Linked DNA regions of Homo sapiens: region 1 is linked to region 2. The links are chromatin contacts, found by Hi-C or POLR2A ChIA-PET in ENCODE. All regions are on one chromosome and are shown on one strand. Each heading gives the region's core, a stretch centred on a gene start or an enhancer-like site at or near the end of the contact. The rest is flanking DNA. Distances are from core to core; before and after follow the strand shown. Region 1 holds the start of DLGAP4 (DLG associated protein 4). Region 2 has its middle 46 kb from the start of NORAD.

Region 1 (7,097 bases), core at 4,290-6,789, 210 kb after region 2:
GGGAGGGGGCACCCATTCCTAGAGGCAGGAGCCCCAAGTTCTCGGGGGTGGGGTGGTTCCTGACTGGCGCGGTGTGACCCGGGCCAGTCTCGTTCTCTCTGGGCCTCAGTTTCCCTCCTCCACGGGGCGGCGATGGTCAACACAGGTTCCTGCCGGCCCGCCCCGTAGCCTGGGGTTCCAGGCTCCCGTGCCACCGCGGCCCGCGCTGTGTGACCTTGTTCCAGTAGCCTGCCCTCTCTGGACTGGCGGCCCCGGATTTCCAAGCGCTCTTCCGGATCGCGACAGAGCGGTCGCCCGCTGCGGAGACCCTCCCCCTTCCCCCGGGTTGCGGGGGCGTGGGTGGGGGTGGGGCGCCAGGAACGGCGCGGGCCCCCCCAAGGCCCCCCCAGCCCCGCGCCCGCGGCCCGATCCGCGCCTGGTTTTGGGCGCAGCCGCACGGCCCCCTCCCCCGCGCTCCTCTCCCCTCTCCCCGCCCCCTCCCCGCCGCTCTCGGGGAGCCGGGGCCGCACGGCTCCTCCTCCCGCAGCCGCATCTGGGGCGCCGCGCCGGCCGGAGGAGAGGCATGGGGCGCCCGCGGGCCGGAGCCGGGGCGGGGGCCGGGGCCTAGGCGCGCGGACCTGCGAGCGGACCCGAGAGGCGGCGGCGGCGCAGCGGAACGGCAGAGCGGGCCGGAGGCGGCCGAGGCGCCCGGCGCAGGTGAGGGCGCGGGGGTGGCGCGCGGCGGCTCCTACCCCCTTCCCGGGCCGGCGCGCTCCGTCCCTCGGCTAGACCCCCCGATCTGGTCTCCTCCCCGACAGACCTCCCTGAACCGGGGGACGGCGCTGGCGCAGAAAAGCCCCCTCCCCTGCCAGTTCTGTCTTCCGATCCCGGGTCCGAGGGGCCGGCTGTGCGGCTGGGAAGCGCCTTCTCCGGTTGGGATCGCCCCATCCATGTCTCCCCGGACCCTCAAATCGGGGGCGGCGGCACCGGGGCCCGGAACCCCTGTCCGGGACCGGATCCCCATTCCGGCTCTTTTTCCCGCGGACTCCCCCGTACCCCATATCAAGCGGCTGCCAAAGCCTGGAAGCCCCCTCCTCAGGCCCGCCCCCTAATCCGCAGGGCGGCCTGGGGGTCAGGCGGACCCCTCCCGTGCCCGGCCAACCTTGGCGCTTGGGAGAGCAGGGCTATGCCGGCCCGGGCATTCCTCCATTCAACCCAGCTGCCTCGGATCCCGTCTCGGTAGACCCGGGAGCCGCCGGCTCCCCCCTTCCCGAGCTCTTTCCCTGACCTGGCATCTGGGGAGGGGGCGGGGGCAGCACCCCCCTCCCGCGCTGCATAGCGCCCCCTCCCTGTTTGCGTCCCTGGGAGGGGCTGGGCTGACCCGGGCACCTGGGCTGGGGGGGCACTCACATGGCTACCGGAGGCCCCCACGTGCGGCGCCCCGCGGAGACAGGGGTTCGCGTTCAGAGCTGGTGGCGGATGGACCAGGTGGCCGCGGGGACCAGCTGGGTCCAGATGTGCTGGGCCTGCTGGAAGGGGACAGGTGCTACCTGGACGTGTAATGGCCCTTGGTCTCTTTTGGCCGAACCTGCCGCTCCGATCCCCCTCCATCCCTTCATCCCTCCATCCCTCCATCCCTCCATCCCTCCGGCCCTTCTCCCCTTCTTCCTCCGCTGCCTGTGTTGCAGAGAGGGGCTGTCAGAGACTGTTGATGTGGGAAAAAATGAAATGGGGGAGGGGTTGTGATTGGCAAAGGCCAGTTGTGCCGGGAGCGGTGGGTAGAGGAGGTGCCCTGAGAATGGGAAGCCCTAAGCTTGGAGGGCAGCGCTGATGGGGAGAGGGTTCCTGGCACCCCCACCTGCCTGGAAGTGGAAATGACATAGCGGGAGGGGGCTGCAGTTCCAGCCCCCGGGGGACTGGCCTGCCCTGCCTCTACCTCCACTGCACCTCCTCTCCAAGCCTAGTCCCCAGTAGGGAGGGGGGAGTCCTGGCTCTCTCTGCCTCTGAGCCCTCACTTGTGGGAGGGGGCTGTTTTCCGCCAGCTGGAAGTGGTGGGAATCAGTTGTACAGGACCATCTCCTAGAATGCCTGTTGGAAGAGCCCTGTTTCTGTCCCTCCTTGGTGGCCACCTCTCTCTTGCCTTCTCTGCCAGAGGGCACTGGGCTGCCTGGTCCCAGGGTGGGGCTGCAGAGCTGGTGCCCTGGCCTGGCCGATGGGTGGCTGGAGTGTTGGAGCCACCACCAGGCCCTAGAGCCGGCTGTCGGGGCCAGTCAGCAGCAGACTCCGAGTGTGTTCCCAGCAGCTCCGGAGACGCTGGCTGTGCACGTGGGGCTGGCTAGAGTGCCTGTCTCCCGCTGTGGCAGGGGTAGGCCAGGGATCCTGTGTCCTCCAGGAGCTGGGACAGCGCAACTCAACTTCTGGGAGTGTGCCCGTGTGTGGTGTCCATGGCGACCCCGTACTCACCTGCCAGAGGCCTGGTGAGGCCTGTGCTGGGCGCTGGGGAGTGCAATGGCTGACAGGGTCCCCACCTCCAGGAGCCTCTTTTTTGTTGGGGGAGGCAGCCTGTGTCAGGCATTGGAGACAGTGTCCATGCTGAAGAGAAACTGTGAGCTGGACGGGACCTGATGGCTGGGTTATGTGGAACCCCGGGTGCCAGCCTTGAGATGGAACTGCAGGTCTGAGGGCTGTGCCCCGGGCGTGAAGCTGCCTGGCAGCTGAGTTGGTGTTTTTGAAGGAAGGCTGTGCAGCACTTGGGAACTAGGAGAGAATGTGTGCTTTGGAGCTTTCGGGAGACGCTGACGTATCGGATGTATCGGGGCACCCACTGACATCTCATTAGGTTCTTGTGTGGTTTGTGAGCCACAGGCTTCGTAAATGCCAGCAGTTTCACATGATGGGGAGGCTCTGAGGAACTGTATCCCGGGCACCGTATGTGACAGAAGCAGGTGGTCCCTACCCTCCTATACTTCCGTGATGGGTATTCATTCATTCAGAAAAGCATTAGAAAATCGCATTTGCTAACATCAGTGCATTTGAACACTTTCATTTAAACATTCTGAAATGTGAATTAATAAAATCTTGAATGCAGGGTTTTTTTTTATAGAAAGTACACAGTAGGTACTCAATAAATGTCATGGCTCCCAGGATGAAACCCAACCTCCCCCTCCCCCAACTAGCTACTTTCTAGCCACCTCTTGCTCCCCACCCCCTCCCTCTTTGGCTCGGGTCCCCCTGGCGGGCCTTCAGTTCCTGGAACAGGCCACGTTCCCTCCAGCTTCAGGGTCTTCACACATGCTGGCTCCTCTGCCTGAACATCCCCAGCCCCCTTCTCCCACGTGCCTGTTTCACTACTGCTCATCACCCAAGCTTAAGCATCGCTTCCAAAAGAAAGCCTTCCTCGATGCCCAGGCCAGGCTGTGTCACTGTCACCACCCGCCCAGCCCCGTGGGCCTCTGCTTCATTACCCCGTGCCCATCCTTCTTGGATGTCTCTGGGTGTGGCTGGTGTGGAGAAGGGCAGGGTCGTGCCTGTCTCTTCACGCCATTCCTCTGGTGCTGAGAAGATGTCTTGGCTCAACGTGTGCACTCATCCATTTCTTTTGACTTTTGACGACCTGGTCCATTCTGAGTGGAGGGCTGGGCTCTGGGGAATGGGGGGAGACTTGGCCAGGCCATTGCCAACATGACTGTCCATGTGCGTTCCTGGCCTCCAGCTGGGTCTGCATACCCAGAGGCATTTAGCCAGGATCTGTGGGAGTTACAGGCCTGTAGCCCCTAAAGTCCCAGCAGGTCTGTGGGACCCCAAAGTCTCTACAAGAGGGAGAGGGGCCATGCTGGGGCAGACCTGGCATCTTTAGAGGTGTGCCCCTGGCCAGGCATTTCCCCCTGTGGCCATTCATTTGCTCACATCATCACCTGTTTACCTGTTCAGCCCTTCCTTCACTCGCCAGGTCACTGGCCTGTTCACTCTTCCATTTCCTAGTCCTCTGTCCGTTCTTTGGGCTACTAGTGCTTCCTGAGGCCCACTCAGTGTCCAGCCCTGTGCCAGGCTTGGGGACACAGAGTCAAACCTGTGAGGACCCCACTCTGTAAACTGTAGCCATCCTGCCAGGTGCTTCCTAGTGATGGAGACTGGTGCTGTCCAACCACTGGAAGTGCTTCATAAAGGACATGCGCTGAGCAGGGTTTTGGAGGATTTGGGGATTTGGGTAGATGGAGAATAGTGGGGAAGGACACTGCTGGCTGCAAGAACTGCATGGACAAGCACAGTGGCCCATGCTTGTAATCCCAGCACTTTGGGAGGCCAAGGTGGGAGGATTCCTTGAGTCCAGGAGTTTGAGACTAGTCTAGGCAACATAGTGAGACCCTGTCTCTACAAAAAAAAAAAAAGAAAGAAAGAAAGAAAGAAAGAAAGAAAGAAAGAAAGAAAGAAAGAAAGAAAGAAAGAAAAGAAAAGAATTGCATGGATAAAGGCAGGAAGGCAGCCACATGCTGGTTGAGCTTGGGGATGCTGAGGGTTATGTGTCCTTCTAAGAGGAGGTGGCCACTCCTGAGTGGGCCACAGGGAGGCTGGTGGTGGAGGGAGTAGGGTGCAGTCATGGTCGGCATCCACTCTTCTAGGAGCCCTGTTGCGAATTTGCTGTGTTTCTTTGGATGAGGCGTGTCCCCTCTCTGGGCTCCCTTGATAAAGTGAAGACTTGGACCTGATGATCTCTGAGGGACCTTCTGCCTTCCACTGTCCGAAGTCTGTGATCCTGGGAGCCCTGCATCTTGGGGCATCTGGTGGGCTGTCCTCCCATTTTCTGGACAAGGAAACTGAGCATTAGTTTAGTTTATTAGTAAGGTCTCCAAGGCTGCACAGCTGGTGAGGTGGAGGTGCCAGGGTTTGGATCCAGAGCAAGCCACTGGGTTTGCTGTAGTGGCTTTGAAGGACAGCTTTTGTGTGTAAGCTCCCAGGGCTGGCATCAGCGTGGGGCTGGCGAGGCTTGGCAGTTTCTTCTAACAGATGACCCTGTTGGTTAAGGGAGTGAGGGTGCTGGAGAGCAAACTCACTGGGCATCTTTGAGAAAAGCTGTCACCGAGGAGTCCTGTGTGTTGCACCAAAGACAAGCCCACTTCCTACTTTATCGGAATATGGGGGGATGCTTTGTGACTCACATGACTAGATTTTCTTTCATTGTGACCTATGGGGGAGAGGGTTGCCTGTTCTGTTCCTATATCCCCTCCACAGCGTCTCCTGGCAACTCCTCCAGGCCAGGACTGAAGCCTTTAGGGGTGTGCAGCACGTGCAGTACTCTACAGTTTGCAGAACCCATTTCATCCCCCCATCTTCTAGCCACAGCCAGGGTTAGGAATGAAAAGGGATATTGTCTGCATTTGACAGATGAGGAAACTGAGGCTCAGAGTGGTTGGGTGGCTGCCCAAGGTCACTCGGAGGGTGGGGGGGGTGGACCCTCAGCCGAGGCGCCCCTCTCACTGGGTCCTTGCAGGGAGGGCAGCGTTTAGGGGCTTCTCACTTGCAGATCACACATTATTTCCTGAGCCGAGGAGTGGGGCCCAGGATCCTTCTGTGCTGGGTTTCGCAACGCCGCCTCCTCCCTACCGAGCTGTCTGACGTGGCCTTTTCAAAAACCCAAAATGAATGGAAGCACATTTTGTTTGGAGAATTTTGCTACACCCCTCACCAGGGCTGGTTGCAAAACCAGGCTTGGGGATCCCTACTGATGTTGACGATGATAATAATAATAATAACTGTATCACTGGCTAGCATTTCTTTTCATTCATTCATTCCTTCAACAAAGCATTTTAGACCATCTCCCAGGCCATGTGCACTGCTCAGCCCTCTGTTAGTGAGCACCGATGTCCGGACTCTCTTTCAGCCTCCCTCACACCCTATTATGATTATCACCCCCATTTTATGGAAGAGGAAACTGGGGCACAGAGAGCCAATGCTGCACAGCCGGTGAAGTGGAGGTGCCAGGGTTTGGACGAAAGGCTCCCTCCCCATGACAGAGGCTGGAAGACAGAGGCCGGGCTTTGGACGTAAGTCAGTTAGAGTTTAGAGGCTGGTCTTAGCCCCATGTTCTGGGGATTCTGAAGTTCCCGTTTGTTCCACAGCAAGCGTTGGGTGGGGAGGGAATCAAGTGGAGCAGACCCAGTTCCTGGCTTTGGGGAACCTGAACAGATGCGCTGGGGGCAGAGCTGGGTCTGGTCTGGAGAGCAGCCTTGGGACCACCCTTGGACTCAGTGGCTGCTCTGCTGTCAGTGGCCACACCTCCCCCAGCCCCGCCAGAGGCCCCATCTGAACTGTGAGGTTCACGGGTACCAAGGGATGGGCATCAGAGGAGAACTGTGGCCTCTCTCCCGGCTCCGCTGTGCTTCCCCAGCATGCAATTCTGGTTAAGCCAGCTCATCTCTCAGGCTTCTCACGGGGCACGTGGAGTGATATGGAGTGACCATGACCGGCAGTCCATTGGTGAGGAAGAACAAGATATTTGGCTCCTGGGACCGTTCATGGAAAAGGTAGAGCCCTCAATATGCACATGCACACGCACACACACACATGCACGCGCGAACACACGCACACACACACACACACACACACACAGTGCAGCCGCCCCCCGGCTGCAGTCACATTTGCGCTCCTCTTAGGTGAGAGAAGGGCTGCGCAGGTCACCCACCTCTGGGAGTCTGCTTCAAAAGTGGCTAATGGAACATTTGGTGCATGAGGGGGTCATCTTTAGAAAGCATAAGATGTGGGCAGGTTCTGTCTTTGATGATGTGGAAATGGGGCAGGCATCCTGGTGTTTAAATGGAGCAAAAGACTTATTGAGGCACTTATGGAGCGCCTGCTGTGTACCTAGCACTGCACTGGGACTCAAGATGGGGGATTAGAACAACGCCCTGAAGAGGTGCTGTGCTGGTGGGGGCAGTGGGACTCTGCACCCCGGGTGCTGGGCTAGGAGTGAGCACTCGGCCTCTGGGTTCAGGTGTTTTTCTTCCTGCAGTGACAGATAAGCCTGCGGGGGCAGACAGAGGTGGGTCCGGGAGGCTTTCTGTTGCAGCTGCCAGGACATGGGTGCTGGGTATCTGGGGGTTTGTAGTAAGAGGAACGAGCAG
Region 2 (6,602 bases), core at 4,005-6,504:
AATGTGTAGCAGTGTGTACACCTCTGGGTGAGGGCGTGTGCCAGTGGCTTCGCTTGTGGCTGCAGCCTGTGGCGGGTGTGGGTGTGTGTGTGCGCGCGCGTCGCTGTGTGCGCGCCAGTGTAACTCCCGTGTGTGCGCGTGTGAGTGCGGGTGTGCTCCCGCGTAGCCCCCGTGTGCGTGTGCGCGGCTTTGTCTTCGCACTGCCGGGAGGAAGCGGTGGGGGCGGCGGTCCAGGCGCCGCCGCCGCTGGGAGCTGGGCACCTGGCCTGGGCGGTGGGTGGCGGCGGCGGGGGTGTCCCTTCCCCGTCGGGCAGAGACTCCCTGCTGGCAGGTGGGCGGCCACACCCCGGGGGTCGGGGGAACTGGGCTGACAGCAGAGCCCGCGTTCTGACCTGAGCTGGAGAGGAGGGCGTGTCCTGCTTGAAGCCCGTGTGCGTGCGTGCGTGCGTGTGTGTGTGTGTGTATGTGTATGCGTGCGCGCGCGTGTGTGGATGTGGGTGTGGGTGCGGGGTGGTGGTGGTAGCAACAGCAGTTTCCAGGCTGGTGACCAGCCGGTTCAGGGATTCATTTCCTGTTGTGGCCAGGGGACATGTCCCCTCCGGCCTCCCCCCAGCCCCCCACCAGACCTAGCCTGTGCCAGTCTCACCCGTGCAGGGCTCTGGGTGGGTGGGAAGGTAGGTGGGTAGAAGCTCAGGTGCCCTGAAAAGGACTAGGAGGGAGAACCACTCTCTTAAAGGGCCAGCTCCTCACTCCAGGGAATCCCTCCTCAGGAGACCTCTCTACTTTGAAAGAGATGTCTCTGGGTATGTCCATACCCCTTTCTCCAAGTACTGGTGCATACAGGCATTTCTAGATCTGTAGTCTGTGTGCATGTGTCCTCCCTGTGTACTTCTTGTACATTTGGGTGTATAGTGAACAGTGAAAATGTATCTCTTGATGTATATGTGTGTGTGTTTTTATAGGTTCTGGTATATTTGTTTTTATGTATGTGTAGTTGTTTGTATATTAGTCTGTGCATGTGGGTTTGCAGAGAAGTGGCATTTTGCTGCCAAATGGAATAGAAGAGAAACATTCTGTACCGGGCCACGCCATTTTTGAAAAACTGCGTGAAAAGGAAGTTTGGGAATTTAGTCTGTGGCTTTGTGGGTTTCAGATACCGGTACTGAAATGTAGGTAGGTTGGATTTTGACTGTGATACAAGGGTAGAGAGAAGTAGAGTCTTATAGGAGGAAGAAATTGTTCAGAGAGAAGGATATCCAAGTGCAAGAATTCTTCCATTAGTTCCAGTTCTTCCCCGTAACGTCACATCCCCCTTTGCTGCTTGGCTTGCCAAGATACAGGACACAGGATTTGGAGTGCAAAGGGAGGGAGCTGGGAGTGTAAAAGGAAGGAAGGTGGATGGGTGATAGGATTGGGGGCCAGCAGCAGATTTCTGCAATTCTTAAAAATGTTTCCCTGCCAAAAGCAGCAGAGGCTGGGGAAAGCTGAGCTTTCTGTCCCCTCCTTGAATCCCAGAATCCCGGGACATGGGAAAAGCTGGCCTGGAGTTCATGAGCTCTGGAGTCTGGGCCAGAGATCTTTTGCCTTGTTCTGTCACCGAGACTGGAGTGTAGGCAGTGTCACGATCTCAGCTCACTGCAGCCTCCGCCTCCTGGGTTCAAGTGATTCTCCCGCCTCAGCCTCCTCAATAGCTGGGACTATAGGAATGAGCCACCACGCCCAGCTAATTTTTTTTTTTTTCTTTTTTGAGACAGAGTTTCACTCTTGTCGCCTAGGCTGGAGTGCAATGGCATGATCTCGGCTCACTGCAACCTCCTCCTCCTGGGTTCAAGCAATTCTTCTTCCTCAGCCTCCCAAGTAGCTGGGATTACAGGCACCCACCACCACGCCCGACTAATTTTTGTATTTTTAGTAGGGACAGGGTTTTGCCATGTTGGCCAAGCAGGCTTTGAACTCCTGACCTCAGGTGATCCACCCGCCTCGGCCTCCCAAAGTGCTGGGATTACAGGCATGAGCCACCGTGCTCGGCCTAATTTTTGTATTTTTAGTAGAGACAGGGTTTCACCATGTTGGTCAGGCTGGTCTCAAACTCCTGACCTCAAGGGATCTGCCTGCCTCCGCCTCCCAAAGTGCTGGGATTACAGGCATGAGCCGCTGCGCCCAGCCTGGGATCTTCTTTTGACTTTAGCCAACCCCTTCATGTGTTTATCTCTTCACCCAACACTTTTTATTAAGCTTCTTTATGTGAAAGGGTCTAAACTCCCTAAGCCTTGGTTTACCTGGCTAGGCAGCTAGTGGGCTAGATTTTGGGACTTTGATGACCCTTCCCTTGCTCAGATTGCTAGAGTTTGTCTCGTTGTTACCCAGGTTCAGGAATCCACCCTTCTAGTCCCCAGAGATCCTGGCCATGGTCCTCACTACTAATCTCCCCACCAATATACTCTAGTCTAGAGCTGTGGTTTTTTCACCTCACCAACAGCAGCAGGGTTACCTGGGAGTTTGTTAGAAATGCAATTTATTGGCAGGGCGTGGTGGCTCACGCCTGTAATCCCAGCACTTTGGGAGGCGAGGCGAATGGATCACCTGAGGTCAGGAGTTCGAGAGCAGCCTGGCCAATATGGTAAAAATACAAAATTTAGCCGGGCATGGTGGCACGCGCCTGTAATCCCAGCTACTAAGGAGGCTGAGGCAGGAGAATCGCTTGAACCCAGGAGGCGGAGGTTGCAGTGAGCTGAGATTGCATCACTGCGCACCAGCCTGGGTGACAGAGCGAGACTCCATCTCAGGGAAAAAAAAAAAAAAGAAATGCAATTTCTTGGTTCTCACGCCAGACCTAGGAATTGATAACTCTGGAGGTGTGGCCCAGCAATCTATGTTTTAACAAACACAGGTAATTCTTATTTACTCTGGAGCTCAAGAGAGGTGGAGACAGGGAGCCAGGAAACATCTATTAATTGAAACACTTGGAAAGCCTCCCCTGTCCCTCACACAGGTGCCTGAAATAGCACTCAGGCCCCACCTGGTAGGTAGGAATTCTGCTTTCAAGTCCCAGGTCTTATGATCTTGGACAAGTCTCTCCTTCAGTGACTAATGCAATGACTCTTTGACAGTGTGCTGTGGACCAGGTTCTGAGCGAGGGGTTTCCCTGATCTGCTCAGTTTCTCCAATTCTTACTTTGATCTCTAAGGCCCTTCAGGATCCAGTTCCTGCCCACTTCTCTGGACAACAGCCACTTTGGCCTTTTAGTTCATCTAGGCACCATGAGCTCTTTTGCTTCTGGGATTTTGCACATCCTGTTCCCTTTGTCTAGCACACTCTTCCCCTGCTTCTTATCTTGATTAACTCCCACTCTTCATGTTTCAGCTCAATAGTCACTTTCTCAGGGGGGCCTTTGCCAACTCTCTAGGCCAAGTCAATTTTCCCTGTTACACATTCTTAGAGCTCTCTGTGTCTCACAGGGCTTGTGAGAATTTGTAATTGTTGTTTGTCCCTTTACTAGACTGTAAATGCCATGTGGGCAGGAACTTGCTTACTAATCTTCTTAGTGTCCCACACAGTGCCTGACTTATGATTTGTGTTCAATAAGCTTGTCAAACTGAGTTAATTTATAAAATGGCAGATGGCACTAAATGATACCCAAAGTTTCGTTTCAAGCCCTGACAATGTGTAATCCAAGCAGGCTTCAGCCTTTTCTCAAGTTGATTTACCTGTCTTTTTCAATGCTGCATCTCCCATCTCCTGGCTGTAGATTTGAGCACTCACCGTGGGTCCAGGCCCATGCTGGGCTCTGCTCTAGTGGAGGCAGGAGGAGGCTCCTCAGGAGACACAGCCTAGCTTGGGTTCTGTGTCTTCCTGGATTAGGTTTGTACTGGAATGAGAAGAGGAAAAGTATTGAAAGAGGAATCCAAATATCTGCGTCCATGCCTTGTTATGTGACTGAGGGCCAATCACTTTCCCCTTTTGGCACGTGTCCATCTCTGTAAAATGAAGGTATTGGGATGGGTGGCACACTTAGTAGTGGTTACTAGCACTGGCTCTACAGTCATTCGGGGCTTGCCATGTACTAGCTGGGGGGACTAGGGCAAGTGATTCCATTTCCTCATTTCCTTACTTGTAAAACAGGACCAGTACTAGTATCTGTTTCACAGGATTGTTTTGATAATTAAATGAGATAACATCCTTGGAATGCTTAGCATAATGTGAGTGCATAAGAAACATTTGATAAATGTCAACTATTATGACCATTATTGCTACTCCACAATTCAGCTCAACATTCTTGAAGGCCTTTGTATTGGGCCCTAGGCCTACAAAAACAGAAATGAATCCAGCAGTATTCACAGGTTGGGGGTGGGAGCAGACATGTAAAGATGCAATACCACCGCAAGGACAATGTACAAGCTGCCAGGGTGTGGCTGTTTATGGAGGAAAAGGCTTCCTGGAGGACAGAGATGGTGTTTGGGCTGGATTTTACCGTCTGGGTATTTGAAATAGCATGTGCAAAGGCAGAACGGCTTCTTAGGGGAACCCCAAATAGTTCCACATGGTTGGAATAGGAGGTGGTGAGTGGCAGGGATGAGGGTGGAGGAGTGAATGACTGGAGATAAAGCTGAGAGGAAGATTAGGGACAGATCTGGTGCAGGCCAAAGAGCCTGAGCAAGTCCTGCAGACGGCAGGGAGCTGGGGAAGAGGAGTAAGCCAACCAGGAAGGATCAGATTTGCATTTCAAAAACACAGCTCTCCAGGTGGTGACAGAGGATGGTTGGTCTGGGAGGAAGGGAAGGACTGTTGACCTGGAGACCTGGGCACAGAGGCTGCTAAACAAGCTCAATGGGAGGCCCCACTGGGGTGGATAGATACCTAGAACAGGCTGTTCTAGGAAGCTTTTTCCTCTGTAAGCCTGTCTTCAGCCTGGTTTCACGACAGCCTGGCCCTGGAAGGTGCAGGAGAGGTGAGAGTGACTTCTCATGAGGAGCCTCTGGGTCCTCTTTAACCTCTAAAGCTGCCTAATGAGTGGGAATCTGAAAAACAGAGTTTGAGGGTCCTAGGTCTGCTACTCAAAGGATGCACAGTGTATTAACTTCCTAGGGGTGCTGTCATGAAGCACGCAAACCAGGTAGCTTTGAACCACAGACATTTACTCCCCCACTTGTGGAGGCTAGAAGTCTGAAATCCAGGTGTCAGCAAGGTTGGCTCCTTCTGGAGGCTCTGGGGCAATCTGTTTCCTGCCTTTCTCCTAGCTTCTGGTGGTTGCCAGCAATCTTTGGCATTTCTTGGCTTGCAGCTGCATCTGCCTCTGTCGTCACGTGGCTTTCTCTCTGTTTCATTTCCTCTTCTAAGGACACCAGTCATATGGGATTTAGAACCCACCCTAGTCCAGTATGACCTCATTTGAACTTGAGTAATTGCATCTGCAAAGACCCTGTTTCCAAATATGGTCACATTATGAAGTTTTAGGTAGACATAAATTTGGGTTGGGAGGGGACACTGTTCAACCCAATACATGCAGGAAGTTGGGGAGGAGTGCATGCCTTTTAGTTCCACAGGGCTACATCCAAATTTAGGCTTTGCAGTGGAGCCTCTATGAAATGGAGACAGTAGGCCAGGCATGGTTGCTCACGCCTGTAATCCCAGCACTTTGGGAGGCCGAGGTGGGCAGATCATCTGATCAGATTTGTATTTCAAATTTGAGTGATCTGAGGCGGATTATTCCTGAGGTCAGGAGTTTGAGACCAGCCTGGCCAACATGGTGAAACGCTGTCTCTACTAAAAATACAAAAATTAGCCAGGCGTGGTGGCGGGCACCTGTAATCCCAGCTACTCGGGAGGCTGAGACAGGAGAATTGCTTGAACCTGGGAGGCGGACATTGCAGTGAGCTGAGATTGTGCCACTGCACTCTAGCCTGGGTGACAGAGCAAGACTCCGTCTCGAAAAAACAAAACAAAACAAAACAAAGAAATGGGACAGTAGCACCTACAGTAGTGTCATGGTCATGAGACTTGATCAAAATAACAGATATGAGCATGCCTAATGAGGTAGTACACAGTAGGCACTCAATACCTACTTCCTTTCCAGCTCTCCCTTCTCTGCACTTAGGAGCTTGGACAAGTCACCTAATCTTGCTTTACTTTCCTCATCTATCAAATGTGAATAATCATCATCCAGCCCTGCCTACTTCACCAAATTGCGATCCCAGGAGATAATGAGAAAGCTCTTTGTAAATTGCTTAAGGGCTTGTAGCTGTGATTTTTAATTATAATAATAATCATCATAATAACCCTTGGCCATTGTCATATCCGCTGCATTCTCCTCAGAGCCCAGCCCAGCCCAGCCCGCTCCTCTCCTGAGACAGGTCCTCTTTGCCTGTTTGTGCTCAGAGGCATCCCATGAAGTGTCGCCTCTGTCTGAGTTGGGAGGACCTTAGAGATGGTCCTTGCCGTTGCCCTTATTAGCCTGAGGAGGGAAACATGCTCAGGGAGAAAAAGTGACACCCGCAAAGTCACACAGCTGGTCAGTGGTAATTGGAACACCTTATCTGTGGCTCCTGTCTTCAGTCTGAACAGTGCTTTTTCCCTAGTTGCAACTTTAGGCCCAGAAGCAGGAG

Evidence for each region. A loop is a pair of places that touch in the nucleus more often than their neighbours do. ChIA-PET counts read pairs that join two places held with the same protein, here RNA polymerase II (POLR2A).
Region 1: a loop to region 2 is called in a map of CD4-positive, alpha-beta T cell, with 5 times the contacts of the local background. The contact joins two enhancer-like sites. A Hi-C loop is called at or near these places in 1 of 168 maps with a recorded cell type or tissue (CD4-positive, alpha-beta T cell). POLR2A ChIA-PET finds 5 or more read pairs at or near these places in 3 of 52 experiments (WTC11, activated CD4-positive, alpha-beta T cell and activated T-cell).

Annotation. Positions count from the first base shown.
Region 1 is chr20:36,305,817-36,312,913 of GRCh38, forward strand. It overlaps DLGAP4 (DLG associated protein 4), which reads left to right and starts at 523. Exons shown (of 13, transcript NM_001365621.2): 1 at 523-696. Within about 2 kb of position 5,540, at least 2 of the 41 ENCODE cell types and tissues checked have a DNase peak (open chromatin) inside an H3K27ac peak, as active enhancers do.
Region 2 is chr20:36,093,242-36,099,843 of GRCh38, forward strand. It overlaps a transcript of EPB41L1 not described here. Among named protein-coding and RNA genes, the nearest start is that of NORAD, 46 kb to the left of the region's middle. RefSeq lists enhancers at 42-993, 2,122-2,623, 4,487-4,995 and a silencer at 341-550. Within about 2 kb of position 5,255, at least 17 of the 41 ENCODE cell types and tissues checked have a DNase peak (open chromatin) inside an H3K27ac peak, as active enhancers do.